Regions from separate parts of the Homo sapiens genome. Here region 1 is linked to region 2. A link is an interaction called in ENCODE POLR2A ChIA-PET data of the cell type or tissue named here. Cell type or tissue: PC-9. All regions are shown on one strand. Each heading gives the region's core, and the rest is flanking DNA. Links, peaks and the distances in the headings are about the cores only. Region 1 holds the start of LOC105371601 (a long non-coding RNA gene). Region 2 overlaps STYXL2 (serine/threonine/tyrosine interacting like 2).

Evidence for each region. Peaks named below come from ENCODE experiments on the same cell type or tissue, not always from the same donor. Only the 100,000 strongest peaks of a DNase experiment are listed, where the experiment ranks them.
Region 1: POLR2A ChIA-PET joins it to region 2 with 14 read pairs; 4 of 35 experiments call an interaction of 5 or more read pairs at or near these places.

Annotation. Positions count from the first base shown.
Region 1 is chr1:167,155,795-167,167,574 of GRCh38, forward strand. It overlaps LOC105371601 (a long non-coding RNA gene), which reads left to right and starts at 10,806. Exons shown (of 3, transcript XR_922250.3): 1 at 10,806-11,369. It also overlaps the pseudogene RPS17P6. In PC-9, for the core only: no CTCF peak of the experiment used is centred there; DNase peaks (open chromatin) are centred at 5,667 and 7,297; H3K27ac peaks cover 3,420 bases.
Region 2 is chr1:167,103,535-167,115,675 of GRCh38, forward strand. It overlaps STYXL2 (serine/threonine/tyrosine interacting like 2), which reads left to right. Exons shown (of 6, transcript NM_001080426.3): 3 at 10,176-10,270. Among named protein-coding and RNA genes, the nearest start is that of STYXL2, 16 kb to the left of the region's middle. RefSeq lists a silencer at 78-372. In PC-9, for the core only: no CTCF peak of the experiment used is centred there; DNase peaks (open chromatin) are centred at 1,927, 4,067 and 5,897; H3K4me3 peaks cover 254 bases; H3K27ac peaks cover 3,145 bases.

The DNA.
Region 1 (11,780 bases), core at 2,379-10,378, 53 kb after region 2:
CTATAAAACATAGTGAAGGAAGACTCTGCATGTAAATGGTGGGCCTAAAATAATTGCAAACAGGGAGAATTGAATATTTTTCTTACATATTTTATATAAAAGCCCTGAAGTGATAGCCTGTGTATCCAAAGCCCCCTCGGCCTGGAGTGCTAAGGCAGGTCAGGTGAACAGACATAAGCAGTATTTCTCTGGCTCCAGCTTGAACCAGCTATTGCGGGCCTTCCATCTTTCCATGCTTCACCCCCCACCCCCACAGCCACCCCCACCCCACCAGTTATTTAGGGGAGGTGCCAAGGAGTTCTTATGTGCTGATGAGGAGGTCCTCTCAGCTGTTCCTGCCATTGTCCTCCCTGTTTCACTCCTGTCTTAGTCTGTCTGTGCTGCTATAATGAAATACCTGAGACTCAGTAATTTATAAAGAACAGAAGTCTATTTCTCACAGTTCTGGAGGCTGGGAAACCCAAGATCAAGGTGCCAGCAGATTCAGTGTCTGGTGGGAGGTGCTTTTTGTTTCCAAGATTTTGGAATCTTAGAATCTTGCTGCTGTGTCTTCACATAGCAGAAAAGATGGAAGGACAAGGGCGCTAGGGCTTTCCCTTCAACTGCTTTTATGAGAGTACTAACCCATGAGGGCAGAGTCCTCAGAACTTAATCACTCTCGGAAAGCCCCCACTTCTTAATACTATCACATTGGGTATTAGGTTCCAGCATATGAATTCTGGAGGTACACATATGTTCAAACCACAACTTCCTTCAATTCTATCTATGCTTCCCTGTGAAGCAAGGAAGGGCTGGCACTGAAGGTGGTCCTGTCCATGCCAAGGGCAGCCTTCTGCTGCTGGGCCTCTTCCCGCTGCTTCTCCAGCTGGAGCCAGAGCTTTGGGCACAACCCCAGGCCCTCTAGATGCCCTGGATCTCCAAGTGCCAATGCAGGGCCTCGCTTGCCGTCACCCCTGACTTGACATGTTCTGCACAAAAAGGCATGTGAGGAGCATCTCTCCCTTCTCCTTTGCATCACAGTAGACACAGGGCCCTGTAGTGCTGCCTCGTGTTTCCCAAGAGTTCTTGCATCGGTCTACAGTCAATTAAGTCTCTAGATGAGGGAGTGATCATTGCTATGCAGAACCGGAACATAAATAAGCTCAGGGTGCTGCAGTGAATCAGAAAGTGAGGCAGAAACACCTAACCAAAAAAGAGAGGCCATGTACACAAGGTTAGCGATGGGCTCTTATCTACCCCTGGCCTGTCCTGCTCACCCTGAGGGAGATGAAAGTGAGTATTACCATTAAGCCATGCTGAAGAATATAGGTTAATTTTGTAGTCAGAAAAAAAATGGTGACATTTCAAACCATCATTGTAATAAAACAATACATTTATTTATTTAATTCAATGCTTATAGTCACATTATACAAATTGCCATCAGGTCACAGGTCTCAATAGTGTGGGTACAGTCACTCTCAATGAATCATTTTGCTGTCTCCATAAAGTCACAGGTGAACAAAGGCCTTTAGATAGTGTAGGGAGAGACACCAGATCCAACCGGACACAACTAAATGACATGCAACATTTCATTACCCTGAGTGGGCAGGTCAGAAAATTAGCTTTCTATACACAACTCCCTCTTCCCATACCTTCAGAACAGGGCCTCAGTGGGAAGAGGGGGCAGTTAGCTTTACCCGAGCCTGCCCCAGGTTCCATTTCTGGTATCAAGGACTTTTCAACCCCTCCCTAACTTTCATGTATCTATGAATAATCACATGCATGTGCACGTGCACACACACACACACACACACACACACAATTTCACCCTGGCCCAGACAATTTCCAAGGCTGCTGGTCAACCCTGGTGCTGGTTTCCTGATTAACAGTTGCTCACTCCGGGCTTTACCTTGTAAACCTAAGGAATTGTCCCTGGTTCTGCTCTGCTGCTTTAGGAAGCAGAGAACCTCTGTGCAGGCTGGAATCTCACCTTTCCAACATCATTTCCAGACAGGATTCACCAAGGACATCTGTGTCCTGTGGGAAGTCCAAACTCCCATTCTGCAGGTATGTCTAATTTATTTCAGCATGCAGCTGTCCCTTTTCTGTGAAATTTTTCTTTTATTCCATGTGTCTTTCTCTGCCTTGCCCTCTCAGTCTCACCCTTCCTTCAAACTAAGTTAGGAGAGGGACTCTGCTATTTATGGTTGACCTTACCCTGTGCTTTGTAAGGTATGCTAAAGGATTTTCTCCCCACCCTTGCCAGTGAATTTTAAAATTAATTTTAAAAGAGAATGCAATTTCTGAGGCTGTCCTTCCTTGAAGGACACTTTTTATTCCCTCGGCAGAATGTGTACTGGGGATTGGGCTATAGAAAAAAATCTTCTGTGCCTCTGTTTTATTTTATTCCTGGGGTGGTTTGGAGGATGGGTGATCTGATGACACAACTGACTTCACAAAGTGTCCTCCTTCTCTGTCGGAGTTCAATTTACAACATAATCGGGCTTGGCAAGGGATATCCTGAAACAGCAGTAACCCTCTCTATACAAAACATCACTTTGCCTCAGGCCAAGCCTATTCACCTTCATGGTTACTTTTAGACAGTGTCTCGTATCTTGTGTACAACTATAGTACTTGGTCCCCAGTGATTAAAAAGAACTCAGGGTTTGTCTACACACACACACACACACACACACACACACACACTCAGACTCTGGCTGAGAGAAGTGTGCCTTCCAGAAGTGCTCCTTTCATTGCTGCCCAAATCCAAACCTCTTCTTTGAGAAGGGAAGGGCACAAGAAAGGAGGTACCTGAACCCTTCTCTGAGTCAGGTGCCCGTGGTTTCCTCCACCTTCCTGGTGGAGGCCTAGAGTCGGAGTGGGAGAGGGAAGTGGTCAGAGAAGAGGAGAGAGCTATGTTGAAAGACAGCTGGGGAGAAAGCAAGCCCTCCACTCCCCTCTGCCCCTTAGTCCATGCTAAAACCCCAGAGTACACCAGCAGGAAGTGGAAATGGGCAGTCCTGCTGTTTCCAGGTTCTGGTGGGCACCTTTCCACATCCTAAACCAAAATATGTGACATGGACTGTCTGGATTTGTTCTGAAGAGGTGGTAGGTCCATTTGTTCATGGAAATCCTGACAGGGTCAGCTGTGAATCACACTGATGCTGGTGTAGGGTTAACACCATGGAGGTTGCAGGGGCCTGTGCTCTTGCTATACTTCCCTCATAGCCCTCTCTGTTATTTACTTAATTTCACATTTGTTAGTCGTGGGTTTGGGTAGGGCAGGAGAAGCAATCATTTCCATTTACTACCAACCACATAGCACACAAAACCAAATGTAGACCACTCCTTAGTCACCGCCCACTGTTTCTGATGGCACAGGGACATTCTAGGATGGGGGATGAGATATCCATCATTCAAAATGAGCCCAGAGGGCCACCGCTGGAAATACATGTGGTTGGCTGAATATAAGTGTCTGACTGTATATTTTTTAAGATAAACTTTTTGTTTGTTTTGTTTTGTTTTGTTTTGAGACAGAGTCTTGCTCTGTCACCCAGGAGGGAGTGCAGTGGCACAGTCTTGGCTCACTGCAACTTCCACCTCCCAGGTTCAAGCAATTCTCCTGCCTCAGCCTCCTGAGTAGCTGGGATTACAGGTGTGCACCACCATACCCAACTAATTTTTGTATTTTTAGTAGAGACATGTTGGCCAGGCTGGTCTTGAACTCCTGACCTCAAGTGATCCGCCCACCTCGGCCTCCCAAAGTGCTGGGATTAGAGGCATGAGCCACCGCGCACGGCCAAGATAAACTTTAAAAAGAAAAAAAGACTTTAATTAGCTGGAAATCCACTAACCAGCACTCTGACTTAATTAGGACTATAAACTATCAGGAAAAGAAACAAATGATAACAAAAAAAGATAAAAATAATAGCTATTTATTGTGTCACTTCCATATGCCAGGAAGTTATTGCGTATACTTTTTACACCAACCCTGGGGAAACTCTAAATGTCAAAGAGGTTAAGTAAGCTAGCTAAGAGCATACCTCCATTTACAAGTGAGTCAAAACTCAACCTCAGGTTCTATGCTCTACAGAGCTATTCTATACGCCTAAGTTTTGTCGTGTATTGCCATAACAAAATACCTGAGAATGTGTAATTTAAAAAGAAGAGAGGTTTATTTGGCTCACATTTCTGATGGCTGGAAAGTCCAAGAGCATGGCACTGGCATCTGCTCTGCTTTTGGTGAGGGCCACGTGCTGTGTCCCAACAGGGCAGAGAAGCAGAAAGGCAAGTGGGTGTGTTCAAAGAGGGCAAAACCTGAGAGTCAACCCTGCTTTGTAACAAACCGCGCTAGTGGGAACTAATCCATTCCCAGTAGAACTAACCCAGTCTTGGAAGAAAGACATTAACCTATCTTAACGACCTAATCACCTTTTAAAGGTGCCATCTCCCAGCACTGCTACATTGGCAATTAGATTTCAGCATGAGTTTTGTCAGAGACAAACCACATCCAAACCACAGCACTTTATATATCTTGCTTTTTTTGTTGTTTGTTTTGTTTTTTGTCCTGAAGCCCTAAATGTGAAATGGGTAAGACTTTTACAGCTACTAGGGTAGTCATTAGCGCTGTTTATCAAATATTTTTGGATTGCCACCTTCTGAACATAGAGAAGGACAATATTTTCCAGCCCCCTCGTGAGTGGGACACTGTGGCTGATACAGGTCAATATGCTCTGAGTGGAAATAATAGAAGTGATGTGTGTCACTTCTGAACTGGGGCATTTAATCATTAACAGGAGACTCTCCAGAGCTGTCTTTCCTTCTGCAAAAAGGCAAGTTCCAGCTCCATCAGCATAGGTCTTGAAGTGAGGATGATTTTGAACCAAGCCTCAGCTGCCCCATGTATGCTATGTGCCTGAGAGTTGGGGATTATCTGATACTGCAGCATAATCTAGCCTATCCTAACTGATAGGATCACAACCTAAAGAGTGCAGAAATATATTTTTATTTCCTCGTAACTAACTTAACTCACAAGCCCCCAATTCCACCAATAGTAGAAAATTCAGTGTTGCCCATTCAACTCACTTTGAGTATAGTTCTCCCCCATTTTTTGAGGAGAGAATACTTAGTCAATTCCAAGTTCCACCCCTTGGAACAAGGCTGGCAGAGTACATCTAAGTTTCAGGTAATGAAGGAGGTAAAAATAGTAGTTAAGGTTTTTTTGGTTGTTTTTGTTTTGAGATGAAGTCTCACTCTGTCACCCGGGCTGGAGAGTGCAATGGCAAGATCTCAGATCACTGCAACCTCCACCTCCCAGGTTCAAGCAATTCTCCCACCTCAGCCTACCGAGTAGCTGGGAATACAGGCATGCGCCACCACGCACGGCTAATTTTTTGTATTTTTAATGGAGATGGGGTTTCACCATGTTGGCCAGGCTGGTCTCGAACTCCTGACCTCAAATGATCCGACCACCTCAGCCTCCCAAATGCTGGGATTACAGGCGTGAGCCACAGTGCCTGGCCAAGAGCAGTTAAGTGCCCCATAACAAAGAGAGGCACTGGAGGTTACCTTTGTCCCAGGGCTGTCTTCTCATCTGCAAGCCATCACAGCTACGTGGCTCTTTCCTCTCTACCTTTGTGGTGGATGTGTCAGAGGCATGTGAACCAGAGTGACTCCATCTTGAATAGGGGCTGGGTAAAATAAGGCTTAGACCTGCCGGGCTGCATTCCTAGGAGGTTAGGCATTCTTAGTCACAGGATGAGATAAGAGGTTAGCACAAGGTACAGGTCACAAAGACGTTGCTGATAGAAGGATGCAGTAGAGAAGGCGGCCAGAAGCTACCAAAACCAAGATGATGATGAAAGTGACCTCTGGTCATCCTCACTGCTCATTATATGCTAGTTATAATGCATTAGCATGCTAAAAGACACTCCCACCAGCACCTTGACAGTTAATAAATGCCATGCCAATGCCCAGAAGTTACCCTATATGGTCTAAAAAGGGATGGAACCCTCAGTTCCAGGAATTGCCCACCCCTTCCCGGAAACCTCATGAAAAATCCACCCCGTTTAGCATATAATCAAGAAATAGCCAACCAGCAGCCCTCAGGGCTGCTCTGCCTATGAATTAGCCATTCTTTTATTCCTTTACTTTCTTAATAAATTTGCTTTCACTTTATGGATTCCCCTCTAATTCTTTCTTGCGCAAGATCCAAGAACCCTCTCTTGGGGCCTGGATAGAGAGACCCCTTTCCAGTAACAGATATCTGCAACACTGCCAAGGCCTCTGAACATGAGGCACGCTACTCTGCTCCCTCCTCATCTTAACCCAAGGCCTCTAAAGTTTCTAGCCCTCTCACAATATTTCTCCCTCCCCCACACCAGATCTCTGGACCTCAAGGCTGCTAGGACACTGTGAGGTAGTCCTCGAGTAACTCACTCAAGCAGCTACAGTGACTATTGTTCTGGCATCATGTGTGCCTCTCTAAGGGCCTGTCTGCCTAGGCTACACCTTGGGGAGCAAGGCATGAGTGCCCTCTTGCCTCAGGCCCCACTCCCATCAAACCTATCAGAGGTTTATTTTTGTTTGTTTGTTTGTTTTGTGCCTTTGTCCCAGGTTTATTGAAAATATTACAGTATTGCAGAAAGATTCAAACAGGTCCCCTAGGCGTTTTGAAAGTCATCCGAACTGTAGGCTGACTGACCTGCAGGTTGGACAGACTGCCAAATGCTGAAGTCCAAAAGCATTTTCTTAGCGTTAGGATGTACTTCAATGATCTCCTGATCCAGGGCTGAGACCTCGGGAACATAATTGTCTCTTTTTTCTCTCTCTTCCTCCTGCAGCTTGATGGAGATACCTCTTACTGGTATCTTACCCCTCTGAATCCACTTCACCAGATGCATGACATAGCCTGCTATCTTGTTGTGGAGCTTCTCGCTGGGGATAATGGCGATCTCCTCGCACACGCGCTTATCCGTGTGGAAGTCATTGCCCAGGCGCGTGTAGTACTTTTCTGTGACGACCTGGGCCGCCTTCTTCACGGTTTGGGTGTGAACGCGGCCCATGTTGGCTGGTCCTTGGTAAAAGAGGCCCTATCAGAGGTTTCTAACACACATTTTCTACACCCCACTGCTGGCATGAAGCCAACAGGGGTAGGGGGAGAGGGATTAGGACTCTGAACATTCTCACAGGGAAGCTCAAGGTATCTTGCTCTCCTGCTTTCCTTTCCCAACTCTCAGGTCCCTCCCCTTTTGGAATGTAAAACTATCTCTTACAACAGAGCTACTCAAAGTGCTGGTTGGCAACAAGCTAAGTCTGGTTGGTGTCAGCACATAAATCACCGTATTGCTTCCTTCATCAAGAAAGTCTTGCTACCAAAAACACACACACACACACACACACACACACACACACACACACACAAATCAACAACAGTGCCAACTGAACTAAACAGTGTTCATAGTGATAAAGTTGATTTACATTCTGGAATAGGCTTCTTATCTCAGTAATAAACAGGTCTCAGGAGGCAGCTGAGTCTTGTACATTCCTACCTATTCTGTGGTTTGTGGATAAATTTTATGCCCAGCTTCCTTCCGGTTTCAGCTTTTGATGTTCAAAGCCAGCTTTTGGAATTTAAAAAACCTTTCCACTCTCTGGTACCTTGTCTTTCAAGACTATTGTTTCAGCTATGAGTTTCAAACAACCCCATTCAACAATTCAATTGACTCCTTTGTTCCAGCCTGTATCTGCCCTTGTCCTGAGAATATTTTTTTTAAATCATTGCTGTGAGACTGGTAAGGAAAAGATAATAATTCTGCCTCTGCGCTGTTCAGCTTTTTAATGTATTTCCTGTCTCCCTGGCTAGAACATCGCATGCTTTTTAAGGTTGAGTTTTATTTTATAAAGAAGAATTAATTCTCTCAGCATTCAGATTAATCAAAGTTTGCCTAGCTCTTTGTAAAAATGACTTTTTAATTACTAGTCATTTTGAATCTGCTCCCCTCTAACAGCACACATAATCAAAAAGTCACTCAATTAATGTGATGTTTATTAAGAATGTGTAATGATATGAGTAAATGCTTCTTATAATATGAACTGAAAAAAGTGGGTTACAATGTTGGGTTGCAGTGTGCATATAAGTTTTAAAATAACAACAAAAGGTCTAGGATTAGGAAAAAAACAATAGAAATAAATGCATCTGTTTATATTTTTAATTTATATAATATCCTTTAATAGAAAAATAATTTTAATTTTTTAAAAAAGTGACTGCACTTCCCTATTGACTTATAACTTGGGAAACACATTAGTCTTGATTACATTTTGCCTTACATTATTCTTTTGTTGGTTTATCTCCCCAGCCTCTGCTTTAAGAATCTTCTCTGCAGTATTTTAACCTTCAAAAGCAATTGAACTCCTCAGTTGTGGTGCTTTTTTTTTTCAGACGGAGTCTGTCTGTGTTCCCCAGGCTGGAGTGCAGTGGCACGATCTTGGCTCACTAAAACCTCCGCCTCCTGAGTTCAAGTGATTCTCCTGCCTCAGCCTCCTGAGTAGCTGGGATTACAGGCGCCCACCACCACACCTGGCTGATTTTTGTATTTTTAGCAGAGATAAGGTTTCACCATGTTGGCCAAGGCTGGTCTCAAACTCCTGACCTCAGGTGATCCACCTGCCTCTGTCTCCCAAAGTGCTGGGATTACAGGTGTGAGCCACCGTGCCCAGCCATGGTGCATTATTATTTTATCAACCCAGTGAAGAGCCCCTCTCTACATTCCTGATCCTCATTTCTACCCAACCTCCAGGTCCCCATATGCATTACTTGTCTGGCAATACATGTGCACCCTCCCTCACTGCATATGTATTGCTGATCCATGTGCAAACATGCTTCCAGTGTGCATGAAGGCTCAGTGCCATCCTATGCCAACCATCTCCTACTTTGCTCATCCAATGCCTTATTTTCAGGATTTTTCCCATCACCAAACCCTTGTTGTTTCCTATCTCAAAGAATAGTGAGGCATCTCAAACCCCTTACACAGACTGTGAAGTATTTGGAATGAAATTTATGAGTGACCTCCACCCTGAGATTACACACTGCTACCAGGCCTGTAGAATGTTTTCTAAAGCTTTATTGCAATATATTTTACATAGTACAAAATTCACCTATTTAAATGGTGCAATTCAGTGGTTATGTGCACACTGCAACCCCACATTATAACCCACTTTTTAAAGTTCATGTTATAAGAAGCATTTATTCATGTTATTACACATTCTTAATAAACATCACATTAATCTGATGACTTTTTGATTATATGTGTTGTTAGAGGGGAACAGATTCAAAATGGTAATAAAGAGTCATCTTCACAAAGAGCTGGGCACACTTTGATTAATATACTCCAAGGTTGTACAACTATCACCATTAGGTAATTCCAGAATATTTTCATCACCCCCAAAAGGAACTCTAAACCCATCAGCTGTTATTCCCCATTTATCTCTCCTCCCAAACCTTGGCAACCACTTTTACTCCCTGTCTCACTGAATTTGCATACTTTGGACATTTCACATACGTGGAATCATACAATATGTTGTCATTTATAACTAGCTTCTTTCACTTAGCATAAGGTTTTCAAATTTCACCCACAATGTAGTATTTCATTTAGTATTTTATTCCTCTTCCTGTCAGAATAATCTTCCATTACATGAATATACCATATTTTGTTTATCCACTGGGCTTGTAGAATTTAAAACAGCATCACTTTTAGTACCTAAAGCATAGTCAATTTCTGTCACGTAATTAAGATAATTATGTCTTTTTAAAAATAATAATAATTTAGGTATCTTAGCAAATGAAGAGAAAAAGGAAGAGAAGATATTTAGGAAAAACATAGGAAATTTCTATATTTTTCTATTCTTTCAGAAAAACAGAATTCTATGCAAGCTAGAAATGTTTTCTCACTTTTTCCCTGTGCCTACACATCTCTATACACCTTCCTAATCCTGAAAACCCAGAACACAGCTTTATGCTGGCTTGGTACTGAATACCCAGTAAGTGTTGAATAGGAAGGAAGAAAAGAAGGAAGGAAGGAGATTTTAAAAAGAATGGATATTATTTAAAAAAGGAAACACTTGGAAAAAATTATTTCCACCTTGCTCTTTCTTCTCCCCGAAGCCTCCCCCAATCTCCACCTTGCTAGTCTTCCTTTTTGCGATGCAAATGGTTGAGCAGACAGTAGTGGGGAGAGCTGCAGGAGAGGTCAGCGGTTAAGCTTAATTACAAGTAAATACAATTTCTCTGGGGTTGCTGTGGAAAGGAGAGCAGATAAGATCAGCGAAAAGTACTTGGAGGGCCTTGGAAGACAGCCCCTCTGCAAATATAGGATTGGCTTTTATTGTTGTTGCTGCTAATAAAACAGATGTTCTCAAAGCATTCCTCCAACCAGTGAGAGGGCTGGGGAAATCGCTATGTCTTTACTGGTTGCTGAAACCAAATAAAAATCAAATTAAAGTTTAATTCACCTCATAATTTTCTTCATGGCAGGTCTGCTCAGCAGCCTTGAGGCAGCGCCAATGTCCTCCTCCACTGTGGCGTACATCACCCTCAGCCCGGGGACCCCAGAGGTCAGCTGCACATTTCCCTCGTGGGTGTTTGCAGCTGAAGAAAAGGCCCAGGCTAAGACGAAAGGGTGTTGGGAGCTGCTGGAAGATACCAGAAAGGCCTTCCCTCCTCTTCCCGTCTCCAGGGTCTCCATGGCAACGGGGGGAAAGCTGCTAGGTATTCCAGCTATGTGACCCGGGCCATGTATATTACCCAGCCTCCTGAGGGGTGCCAGACCATAAACACTGAGCCGCCTGCAACCACAGATGTCATGCTCCCTCCTATGCTCCTCATACCCAGGACAGTGTCTGTGATAAGGAGGGCTCGAGTAACATTTCATGCACCCATGCAATAAAGTTTCCTATTCAGTTAATATGAGTGAGGGAATGAACAAATGAAATAATTTTTTCCAAGTGTTTCCTTTTTAAATAATATCCATTCTTTTTAAAATCTCCTTCCTTCCTTCTTTTCTTCCTTCCTATTCTTTGACACACAAATAATGTAAAACTTCCCAGGGCACTGTTCCAACTCTAACAGATGATTCCCCACGTGCTAGGAGTTAACAGCTTGCTACTGACTGTAAACTCAGAGTTGGGTTTTGCAGTTTTTAGATATATTGAGTGCTCTACAGATGCAAAGCAGTGACCTCCTCATCTAAATCAGACAAATGCAAAGATAAGGAGAAGATCATGAGGAAGCCAAGAGGTGGACAAACACAAACGCCCAGAAGAGTCTTCCAGGTCAAGAACTGTCTGGAGAAAAGCCATTGCAGTGACATGAGAATGTCAGAAGTAAAACCGAGGTAGGACCACACATTCTCTTTTGAAATTAGCCCCTGCTCATCCATTCATTTAACATTTCAGTGCCTACGAAGTGGACAAGACCATGTGGAGATGAATGAGACCACAAGCCCCTCATGAGACTGTGAGGGGCCTGCAGACTAGTAGGGGAGGCTGATGTGGAAATGAATTGTTACCTTACAAAGTGGCAAAGGCTGCAGGACTTAACGTCCAGGTGGTGCTGGGAGATGCTCCCCAGAGGAAGCAATGGGGAGATTCCTAGCAGGAATGACCTGACTCAGTCTGGGTCTTATAGAGTAGAGTCAACATCAGAAGGGGAAGTTCAGGATATAAGAATGTAGCCACCCAATGTAACCTTGCCTGCTGCCTAGGCAGAGCCAATTTATCAAGACAGGGGAATTGCAATAGAGAAA
Region 2 (12,141 bases), core at 1,408-9,407:
TCTGAGAAAGGGGTGTAGAAAATGGATGGGGTATCAAATCTTCATTTTTGCCTGAGTTAGGCACTAACTTCAAACACCTTAAATTCAAACCTAGCCACTATGAGTCACTCTCTGGAAGAAAATGGGCGGTTAGAGATTCATCCATCTCACAGCTAGGCAAATTTCCCTAAGTGATTCATGAGTTGACACTGAAATTTAAAACCCCCTGTCAGTGGGGGAGCTTGGTGGGGACTTCTCCCTTACCTATAGTCTCCGTCAGGCCTTCCCAGTCACCTAAACAAATACAGCCTAAGAAGTAAGTGCACAGCCGGGCGCGGTGGCTCACGCCTGTAACCCCAGCCCTTTGGGAGGCCGAGGTAGGCGGATCACAAGGTCAGGAGATCGAGACCATCCTGGCTAACACGGTGAAACCCCGTCTCTACTAAAAATAGAAAAATTAGCCTGGTGTGGTGGTGGGCGCCTGTAATCCCAGCTGCTCAGGAGGCTGAGACAGGTGAATGGCATGAATCGGGAGGCGGAGCTTGCAGTGAGCCGAGATTGGGCCACTGCACTCCAGCCTGGGGGACAGAGCCAGACTCTGTCTTGAAAAAAAAGAAGTAAGTGCGCTTGTAATGCAAACCAACCTCTGCCCGTCCCCCCACCCCCCGTCTCTTCCTTCTTAGCTATTATCATCAGTTTTCTCTTCTTTCCAACTAAAGGAGCAAAGGCATTTTTATCATTCTCTTGTTCCTGATTTGAAGAATGGTTTCTACTTGACTTTATATCTTTCCAAGTCAAAATCCGTTCCTTGCTTTGGCTTTTAGATCTGAACTTTTCAAGACTTCGCAGTTTTGTAGAACTGCTTGGTAAGGCTCGATCAGGCTTCCTGTCACGGTGACACTGTTTCCCTTGACCTTCAGTGAATTTCTTTAACTGTGCTCTCCTTTCCCTTCCTGTGGCGAGCAAGCATCTGTGGTGGGTGTGGTAGGAGACAGGGGCATGAAGTGTAATTTCTCTGTGTTTTCGTTATGTTTCTTTGGGAAATGGCTCCTCCTGTCCATCCTTTCTCCTTTACATTTCTTTTTTGGTGAAAATTTCTCCACCTCAGCTCTTTCACTAAGCCTGTTGGAAGCAGCTTGCTAAAAATCTATTTTCTTCCGTTTACTGACTTCTCTTCTTCCTTAGAGCCTGAACTTTGCCTGTGTGTAGTCATTTTCTCTGAAGTCACTGAAAACTTAGAGCTCAGAAACCTTGTCCTTTTTTGCAAAAGCCCAATCAAGAAAGACACCTCCTCCTGGGCCTCTACCTCCATTTCACTTCCAAGGGACTCCTTGACAGGAAGTGATCAGCTATAGGAAAGTCTGGGCTGAAGGACCCCAATTCCACTACATTCCGTGTCTGGACAGCAGGCAACTAGTTTAAAGCAACGGCTTTCAAACTTTGCTGACTATAATCTGCACTATGACAATGCCATTTGCATCTCAACTCAGAGATATATACACATATACATAAATTTTTAAAAGTTCACAAAACTACACTTATCCTTACAATGGGTGGTGCTATTCCCTTTCTTTCCCCTCCTCCTTCCCTCCCTTTCTTCCTCTTTGCCTTCCTTCCCTCCCTCCCTTCCTTCCTTCTTTCCTTCCTTCCTTCCTTTTTTTCTGTTTCCTTTTTTCCTTTCTGTCCCAGATGCTGAACACAACCCACTGAATTGATTTTATGATACATGGATTGGTCAGTCTGCAATTTTGAAAAACGCAGGTCTAAAGCAAGCTGCACCACTCTCCGGCTTTTGGTTAGGAAGTCCATCAAACTCCCCTTTATTGTTCCTCTTTCAATTCAGCCTCAAGGCTTTTTAGCAGCTGCTTCCTGATCCTATGATGAGGTATGTATCGATCCTAGGTCCTTTTTTTCCCTGCCTGTCTTTCTTGAACAGCCAGCCCTCACTGCTTTCTAATCAGGGTGTGAGTGTCATCTCACTCCATCTCAGGTATGCCAGTTGGGACACAGACATAGTCATAAATCAAAACCTCTAGGGCTGCCATCTCACTGACCTTGCAAATATAAACAGGGCCAGTTGTTCAGGTCTCTCCCTCCTTCCTCTTTTCTATTTCTGCAGTCCTCCTTCTCTGTGGAAAACAAGCGTCCGTTTTAGGTCTTGCCCCCACACCTTTCTTTATTAGACTTAATAAACCGTGTCTGTGGCAAACAGTTTTATGACTATTAGGTTTACATCTCCCCCTCATGGCGGCTGACTCGTAAAAGCATTTGTAATCTACATTGTACATTCCACACTGGGTAATACGGAGCAGAGTTTAATGTTGCTCACATTTTAGCATCAGCAGCCAAAGACAGAAACATCGTGGGGCTGAGGAGGAAATCTGTTCTTCATCCCCCCTCTTTTCTCATTTACAAAGCTGCCAGCTTCTCAAGAGTATACCGGGTAGGCTCTTCACGTATGATTTCTCAGGTTTGCTGACTCATTAGCCGAACTTCAATCTTTACCACCCATTAGAAGGAAAGATGTTTCACAGAGATTTCTCTTTTCAAATTCTCCCCTATCAAACCCACAGCCTCAGAGTGTAGGTATATTTAGGACAGATTCTTGATTCTCAGTATTTGTTATTTAAAACCAAATCCTCACAATTTAAAGTCAACGTTATTTAGGGAAAGTGGCAGGATGGAGTGCTCCCGGATGGATAATCCCAGGCCAGGATCCTGGCAGTCCCACCTGCTGAGTTCCTTGCAAGGCCTTTCTGCACACCTGACAGGTAAGGGCGCCTCCTGTGTCTATTTTCAGTCTGTATCAGTTGCTTGGAATACTGATTAGAGATGTGAGAAAGCCTCTTTGGGACACAAAGGAACAAAGAAAACGGACCAAGTAGGAGAAATGTGGTGCTGTGCAAGGAAGAAGGCCTTGTAATCCCTACAGTAATACAATAATTCTCAACATGGATCTGTTTGGTTTGGTTTTGCCCCAAACCTCATTTTACATAATACTGACCCTTAATAAATAAAATGATTAATGTTTTGTTAATAGGAGTATAAATAGTATTAATTACTGAAAAATAAAATAATAAAACTCCCTTAATAAATATTGTTGAAATGGAAAATATGACTGCTCACATTTATATAAAATCTGGGGCTTTGATTCTAGTTTTATGAAATATTGTCATATGAAAACTAGCTGTCCTGAACCCTTGGAGCTCAGAATGTCCACCAGGTCTGTTATAGAGGCAAGGTTTGCTCTACCATATTGGCATTATTTTGTTGTTGCTTCCCATCTGTAACATATTTGCCTCAGTCACTGATATTTATAGGTTGTGTATCACTACTGAGGAGAAGAGTGCCTAAGCATTTGCTTAAAACTTGCTTCCTAGCCCTTGGAATAGCACTATTCCTGTTATCTATTGGTGCTTAACAAATTACCCCAAAACTTAATGACTAAGGACAATAATTTCATTTTGCTCCCCTTTTTGTGGGTCAGGAATTTGGACAGGACTTGACCGGGCAGTTTTTCTGTTTCATATGGCATCAGCTGGAGTGGCCTGATGGGCTGCAAGGTCCATTTCTAAGAGGATCATTCACATGGTTGGCTGTTGGCTGGGAGCTCAGCAGGGACTGTTGACCAGTGGCCTTTCTAGCTTGGTGTTCTGGGGGTAGTCGGACTTCTTATATGGCAGCTCAGGAGTTCCCAGAAAAAGAGTGTCAAGACCCAAAGAAGGAAAGCTTCCCTCAAGACGTGGGTTCAAAAACTGATCAATTATCACTTCCACCATGTTGTATTCTATTGGTCAGAGTAGTCACAGAGACTACCCAGATTCTAGGGCAGTAGACATAGACCCCACCTCTCTAGGCAAAGAGTATCACAGATCTGGGGTGACCATTACTCTACCATAAGAAAAAATTACTAATTGCTAACATAGGCCTCAGATATTGTATACCTCTTGGCCTCTGAAGGGCAGAGAGTAGGCATGGAGAGGACACAGCCAAGATCCTGCTTTTGCTTTGAGACTTACTACTGGTGTCCCAGTAAAATGATGAGCATGCAGCAAACACTTGATAGATCTTATTGCTGATTGTTGTAACTGCCACATTCCCTTAAGTATAGTTCTATTGAAGACATATTCAGTCAGTGAGTCAGAAATTATCTATGAAACATTTACTGTGTGCCAGACATTCTCCTAGGTGCTAGGAACACAATGGTCAACAAAATACCCAGTCATGGTCCTTGCCTTCATAGAGGGTATGATCTAGTGTAGGAGACCAATATTTATCAAATGATTTCATAAATAAGTGTAAAATCACATCTGATAGAAGTGCCATAAAAACAGGTGTATGGTGCAAGATCAAGGAAGACTTCCCTAAAGAAGGGACGATTGAACTAAAATCTGAAAAATGAGGGAAGCAGGAGAGGACTAACCATCAGGCTGCAGAAATGGACTTCTACAAAGTCCCTAGGCAGAGAGGAACTTGGTGAGAATGACAGCCAAAAGAAGACCAGTGTACTGGAAAGGAGTGAGCCAAAGAGAACCCAGTGCAAGTTGAGGCTGGGGAGGAGGAAGGGCCAGAGACTACAGGCCCTTGGAAATCATCAGGTTTGATCCCCTAGGTTGTATGTGGACACCTGGCCCAGCCTTACCATGGTCCATCCATTCATCCAGACATCCAGCTCTTCATCCATCTACCCATCTGTCTGTACATCCACTCACTCAGTCATCAAACCCTGACTGATCACCCTCCATCTGCTAGAGACACAGGTAAATAAGACCACCTAATCCACCTAATCTGTACCTTTATAGAGCTCACTGCCACCCCCACTAGGTGTTTAAGTCTTTACTGTCTTCACCAAGTAATGAGATTCCAAAGATCTCTCTAGTTTTAACACCAAAAGATAATATCCCATGAACTTTACCCTTAATCCACCCCCACTCCCCAATAACGTTTGTTTGAAAATGCATCTTTTCGTCACAGAAAATGCTTGGTGCTAGAATGGAAATGAGCCAACACAACCGCTATCGTAAAACTCTATTATCTTCACCAAACAATGAGATCTCTAAAGGCCTCTCTAGTTTTAACATCCAAAATAATTTGGAAATGAATTAAATTGAGTTGATTAGAGTTATGGGGGGGAAAAATGGCAGATAGGAGGGAGGACTAACTTGCAGCTCCCACTTGGATGAACAGAACAGCATATAGAGACTCACATCATGAACCTTTGCTCCAAGAACTACCACAGGAACATACCAGGAAAACTGAAACAATTCACAGACCCTTTCAAAGAAGCAGCTTGCTTCTGCAAACATCATGAGATAGCCAAAAAACTGTGAATGCCCAAAGTGTGAGAGGGGGAAAGTCTGCCTCCAAACACACATCCTCACTGGGGAACCTGAAAATCCAGATCACAGGAGAAGGATTTAACCTTTCCTAGAGGTAAAATGAATTTAGAGAGCTGAGAAACATATAAAAGTAGAAGAAGCAGCAGGAAGAGCCCTGTAAGCACTCTCAGTCCCCAGGGAAGCCATTTCTGACTTTATCTCACAGGGGTCCTTGGGGAGGGCAGCCAGGGGTATTGGGGAAGGACCACAGGGAGAAGGAAACTTCCAGCTGAACTTTGTAATAATTTCAACCAAGTGTAAATTGTCCAGGGCAGAATGGGGATGGGGGAATGGCAAACAGGAAGTGCAAACAAGAGCACAGAAGCCACCACAGTGGGGTAGTGGCAGGGCCTGAAAGCTCTGCTTGCTTTCTCCTCAGGGAGGCTTATAGCCTGGGGCAAGATCTCATCCCTGCTTACCGGCTGCCTAAATATAAACTCAGTGCTGTTGGTGGGGCACAGTGAAAGTGAGACTGGCCTTGCTGGCTGTGTGGGAGCTGGGTGAGGCACCCACTGCCAGCTTTACCCCCACTTCCCTGGCAACCTGTATGATGCAGCAGAGGCAACCACAATCCCTCTGGGAACATAACTCCTTTGGCCTGAGAACCACACCCTCCATCCCCGACAGCAAGCCCCATCCGAGGAGAGTCTGAGCTCAGACACACCTAACCCTGCCCCCACCTTATGGTCTTTCTCTACATGCCCTGGTAGCCAAAGACAAAAGACATAATCTCTTGGAAGCTCTAAGGCCTCACCCATCACCTGAGAAACCTGAATATTTATCCAGAAGACCTTAGGACAAGTTTGTTTCCCCCCTATACTACCGCAGCTGATGCATTCCTGAAGGTGCCACCTCCTGGCTGGAGGTCAACCAGCTCAAGCCATTACAACAACTCATAAAAGAACAATGCTGCTCTAAGAAAGGAGAAAACAACAGCTAATTCTATCATCTGTAACATCCTGGCTAACCAGAGGTCCTGAGTCTGTCCACATGACAACTTCACTGCTACCATAACCAGCATTTGAGAAAACGAGTGCAGTAAACAAACCTATAACCAAGGACCCTCACAGAGTCCATTTCACTCCCCTACTACCTCCACTGGAGCAGTTACTGGTATCCATGGCTGAGAGACCTGAAGGTCGATCACATCACAGGATTCTTTGTAGACACTCCCCAGTACAAGCCTGAAGCCCTGGTGGCTCCACTGGGTGGCTGGACCCAGAAGAGCAATAATAGTCACTGCAGTCCAGCTCTCAGGAAGCCCCATCTCTAGTGGAAGGAGGAGAGCACCACATCAAGAGAACACCACATGAGACAAAAGAATCTGAACAGTAGCCCTTGAGCCCCAGATCCTTCCTCCAACATAGTCTAGCCAAATGAGAAGGAACCAGAAAAACAATTCTGGCAACATGACAAAGCAAGGTTCTTTAACACCCCCAAAAGATCACATTAGTTCACCAGCAATGAATCCAAACCAAGAAGAAATCTCTGAATTGCCAGAAAAAGAATTCAGAAGATCAATTATTAAGCAACTCAAGGAAGCACCAGAGAAAGGTGAAAATCAACTTAAAGAAATTTGAGAAATAATACAGGATATGAACAAAACAAACTCCAGAAAAATAGATAGCATCAACAACAAAAAAATCACAACTTCTGGAAATGAAAGACACACTTAGGGAAATACAAAATACACTGGAAAGTTTCAACAAAATCAAACAAGTAGAAGAAAGAACTTAAGAGCTCAAAGACAAGGTGTGAGAATTAACAATAGTAATGCCATTTTTCCACCTTGGTGATTGTGTTTTCTACCTTGGTGACAGTGTTTCCAGAAACAAAGCAAATGTCAACCTCACCGGTACCTTTAACGGAGCATAACAATCCTGACCACAACAAAGACTGACTGGCCCTTACCACATCCTTTCCCAGCCCCTTACAGTTCCAACCTTCCAGCACTTCCCCAACCCCTCTCTTGTAGAAACTTTATTATAAAAACCTCAGCTTTAAGCTATCAGGGTCTCCACCAGATTCCTGACGGAAACCCCTTGCAGGCTTATTCCTGTGAATAAACCTGTTTGGCCATTGAGATGCTTTCTCTCCATTGCTCTCTTGTTTTTATTTTCCTAACACCAGGTTTTCAAATTAACCCAATCCAACAAAGACAAAGAAAAAAAGAATTTTTGAAAGATGAACAAAGCCTCCAAGAAATTTAGAATTATGTTAAATGACCAAACCTGAGAATAATCGGTGTTCCTGAGAAAGAAGAGAAATCTAAAAGTTTGGAAAACTTTTAGATGTGGGCATGGATGTGGTGCGAAGGGAACACTTTTACACTGCTTGTGGGAATGTAAACTAGTACAACCACTATTGAAAACAGTAGGGAGATTCCTTAAAGAACTAAAAGTAGATCTACCATTTGATCCAGCAATCCCACTCCTGAGTATCTACCCAGAGGAAAAGAAGTCATTATGTGAAAAATACTTGCACGCATATGTTTATAGCAGCACAGTTCACAATTGTGAAAACATGGAACCAGCCCAAATGCCCATCAGTCAACAAGTGGATAAGGAAAATATGGTACATATATATATATATATATATATATATATATATATATATATATATACACACACACACACACAAATATATATATATACTATGGAATAATACTTAGCCATAAAACGGTCTAAAATAATGGCATTTGCAGCAACCTGGATGGAATTGGAAACCATTATTGTAAGTGAAGTAACTCAGGAATGGAAAACCAAACATTGTATGTTTTCACTTATAAGTAGGAGCTAAGGTACGAGGAGGCAAAGGCATAAGAATGATACAATGGACTTTGGGGACTTGAGGGGAAGGATGGGAGGGGGTGAGGGATAGAAAATTACACATTGGATACAGTGTACACTGCTCTGGTGATGGGTACACCAAACTCTCAGAAATCACCACTAAAGAACATGTCCATGTAACCAAACCTGTTCCCCAAAAACCTACTGAAATATAAAAAAATGAGTTGATTAGCAGAACAATTATTTTGTAGTAACCATCCACAAATTGTTGTCCAACTTCAGGAGAATGCTGTGCCCAGTGTCAGCCAGGCCATGGAGAAGGAAATAACCTTGCCAGGAGAAAGGAGTAGCCTGTGAATCTACTCAGGATATGGCCAGACCCGCCCATGCAGCCTCTAGTGAACAAAGCTCACCCTTAATCCACCCCACTCCGCAGTCATACATATTTGAAAATGCATTTTTGGTCACAGGAGTACTTGGTGCTAGAATAGGAATGAGCCAGCACAACTGCTATCAGAAAACTCTCAGATACTATGGATGATGATGCCACATCATGCTGTCCCTGAGGTTGCCTAGGCAGGTCTGGCCATGTCCTGGGTAGAGTCCCAGGCTACTTCTTTCTCCTGGCAAGAGCACTGGGCTTGCTGACACTGAGCACACCATTCTCCCTAGGGTGGACTCTGATGTTGTGGATGCACGAGAGAATTGTTCTACTAATCAATTCAACTTAATTCAATCTCAACTTGTCTCAGCTCAAGTTAGCTTTGTTCAGCTCATCGGGATTCTGCTCAACTCAACTTTACTCAGCATAATTCATCTGATGCATGCATCTAGGCTTCCCATAAAGCATTTCTTAAGTACTTACCTGTCAAAGTCTGCATTGAGTCTGGGAATCCAGCTGGGGTTGCTTCCACCAACCAATCCACCTCCCTGTTCTAATCTAAATGGTATCTGTGTATTGTGGAGAGAACACTGGACCTACAGCAGGACTGCCCTATGTTCTCAACTTAGCCCTGCCATTTACTTACTGCCTTAGGCAATTTTCTTAACCTTTCTGAGCCACAATTTTCTCATCGGTAATGCAGGAATAAAAATAATACCTAATTTGTGGAGGGTTTGTCAGAATTAAATTCATAGAAGGCACTCACAAATGGTATCCATTAAATCCTCCCTCTATGGACCTATAGGAAAGACTAAGCAGAAAAAAGAAAATGACCCAAAGCTCATCTGAACACCTGGAGAACAGGACAACTCACTAGAAAGTTGTTTACTAGTGAACTATGGTGTGGTCCCATCCCCACCGCCATAGTGCAGTCCCAGGTCTTGTGTCTGCTGTAGATTCTCCATGTTCCTAAAGGTCTTTTTTGACAACTGCACCGAATTATTTTTGGGAAATTGCCATGACATTTACCCAAGTTACTTTCTTTGCATCCCTGGGCTCAACCTGACTCTCGATTTCATGTGCTCAGAATCAGTACCCGTGCATTTGAGTTCATCTTTAGCATTGCACTTGGTGCTATGCCAGTTCTTCATCATTAGCCCATTCCCTTACAAACAGGGAGAAGGAATGGAGAACAAAGGGAACAGAAAGAGTGGTGGCAACCTATTCAGCCCAGCAGTCCAGCAGAAGACTGGCAGAGGCAAAATTAAGGACACCCTGTAGATTGATAGCAGAGGAAAAGGAGACAAAATTTTTAAAATGAGCAGCGGGACATCCAAGAAAGTGAAGCCACATCAGGGTGGGTTCCCCCAAGCGTAGATGTACGCTCTTGCCTCCACAACATAGACCACCATGTCATTAAACATCACACACCATCAGTGCCAACTGTGATCTGAAAATGGGTGGGCATCTGAGTCACATGATACCCAGTGTTCTGTATTCTTGGGTCCTTAAACTTAGGAAGGCTTTGCCTTGATCACTCGTTGTTCCCCACTTGTTGCTAAAATCAAAGCCAGGTTTCTCATCTAAAAGAATGCCTTCAGTTCAGATGCTACAGGCTTATCTCACGTGAATATCCTCTTCCCTTAGGTATTCGATGGTCTCAGATGCAGAAACAGAAAGCATTTTCATGGAACCCATTCACCTCTCCTCAGCCATTGCAGCCAAACAGATCATCAATGAAGGTAATGCAATCAAAAGCTGGGTGGAAGCAAAGTCCAGTGGTCATCTGGAGACCCTTAGAGGGGGGCCATTGGAAGACGTCAATGTGCCTCTCAGGTGCTGCCCATCACGTTAGGAAGAGCAGATCTGCAGAAGGCAGTTCTGCCAACCCTACCTCCTCAACTTTGATAGGATGGAAGTGGAAATAATTATGCATCAGTGTGAACAGGGACAACCAGAGAGGCAGCACCAATCTGTCCCTAGGGCCTCCTGCTCAATTTTTGGTTACCTCAGGGGTCCTGAGGTGGCTTATGGCAGAGGCACAGACCTGAGAGCCCGAGAAATGGCCAGAAGCATCCAGAGGGTTCTCTTCCAAGGGAGTCTAGACTTAGACCTGCACTTCCACCAGTGCTTAAAGATGCTTCAAACTGAAGGATGCATGGGGAGGAGGGAAAGGCTTGGGTGGGGAGCACCCAATATTCAATATGTTAATATTTACACAGTAAAATTTTGAAGCAGACAACATATAGTTATTTTTCACTCAAAGATACTTATCTGGATTAGATGAATTTTTTTCTAATCAATTTTAAGGAAATAATCTTTTGCAATTTCTTTCTTCCCCTTTCTTCTCCCTTCTCCCTGGGTAGCCTCACAACTCTGGTGAGATGGGGTGGAGTGGGATAAAGTGCACACTGATGAAGCAGGGCCCAGCTGGCCTTTGGGCTTAATCTCTCAACCACCGCTGGTGGCCACAATCCTTTCCTTGGTCTTTCATTATTAGAATCACATGCTACTCTTTGTCCATTCTAACTCTGGTACTGGTCCCCTGACCCATTTGGGTCTCCACCAGGGTCTCTAGAGGACATTTGGACCTCTTGCACACTTCACATAGAACCAGAAATTTGACTTGCTGTTGCTCACTGTTCTGGGCACTCTAGGAGGCCCCATCTTCTCAAAGACCCATCTGCTTTGGGGGATTTTTTTTCTTTTTCTTCCATACCTGGGGTCTCTGTTGTCTTGCTCCAAGATATCTTGTCCCAAGATATCTTGCCCACTAACCCAGGCAGTGTCTTCACCCTGGTCCAGTTCTCTCTGAATTGCTCCCAGCACCACTATAGCTCTAGAAAGTCTTTTCTTCCTCTTTTGTGGTTGGAAATTTCCCTAACCTTCCACTCTGCATCATCTCTGCTTTGTGCTTCATTCTGTGGACCATTCTCCATGTTTTGGTTCTTGATAAGTAAAAGTCCAGCTTTAGGAATTGAGGGGAGAAAAAAAATAAAAAACATTTTCTCTCTTTGAAAGCTTCACTTTCAAGTCTATAGAATGCTATGGACATTCAGTCTAGTTTGAAGCCAAAAGATGTGCAATGCCTTGTTTTATCCTGGCTCTTTTCTATTCTTCCCTTCTCTGGGGGCATCAAACCTAAGTTTCATTAGCCTTAGTGGCTGAAGGGCTATAGGGAGAGAAAAAACAATATATGCTCACTAGTGATTACAGGGGTAAAAATGTGTGCTGAAAACCTTCCGTTTTAATGAAAGTCTGCATATGCCACACATCCGAGAGTGTAGGGGAGAAATGTGTGGGCTTTACTTTCTGCTGAAGAAATGTCAGGTAATAGAAAGAAATTGATGCAGGGAGAGAGGCAAGCTCTACAGAGGCTGAAGTGTGAACCAGAGACCTAGTGAAAGCAGGAGTTGCCATCAGGGGTGAAGGGCTGGGACATTTGTTTTTAAATTGAAAAGAAAAGAAATGGAAACAACAACCTGCTAGATAAATAGCCGAGGAAGACAACACCGTGTATTTTAATGAGGTGTCAGGAGTCCCACTTTTTATATGTAGTAAGGGAAAGACATCTAAGTAGACACGGGAAGGGGAGCGGACTGAATTTGCTATG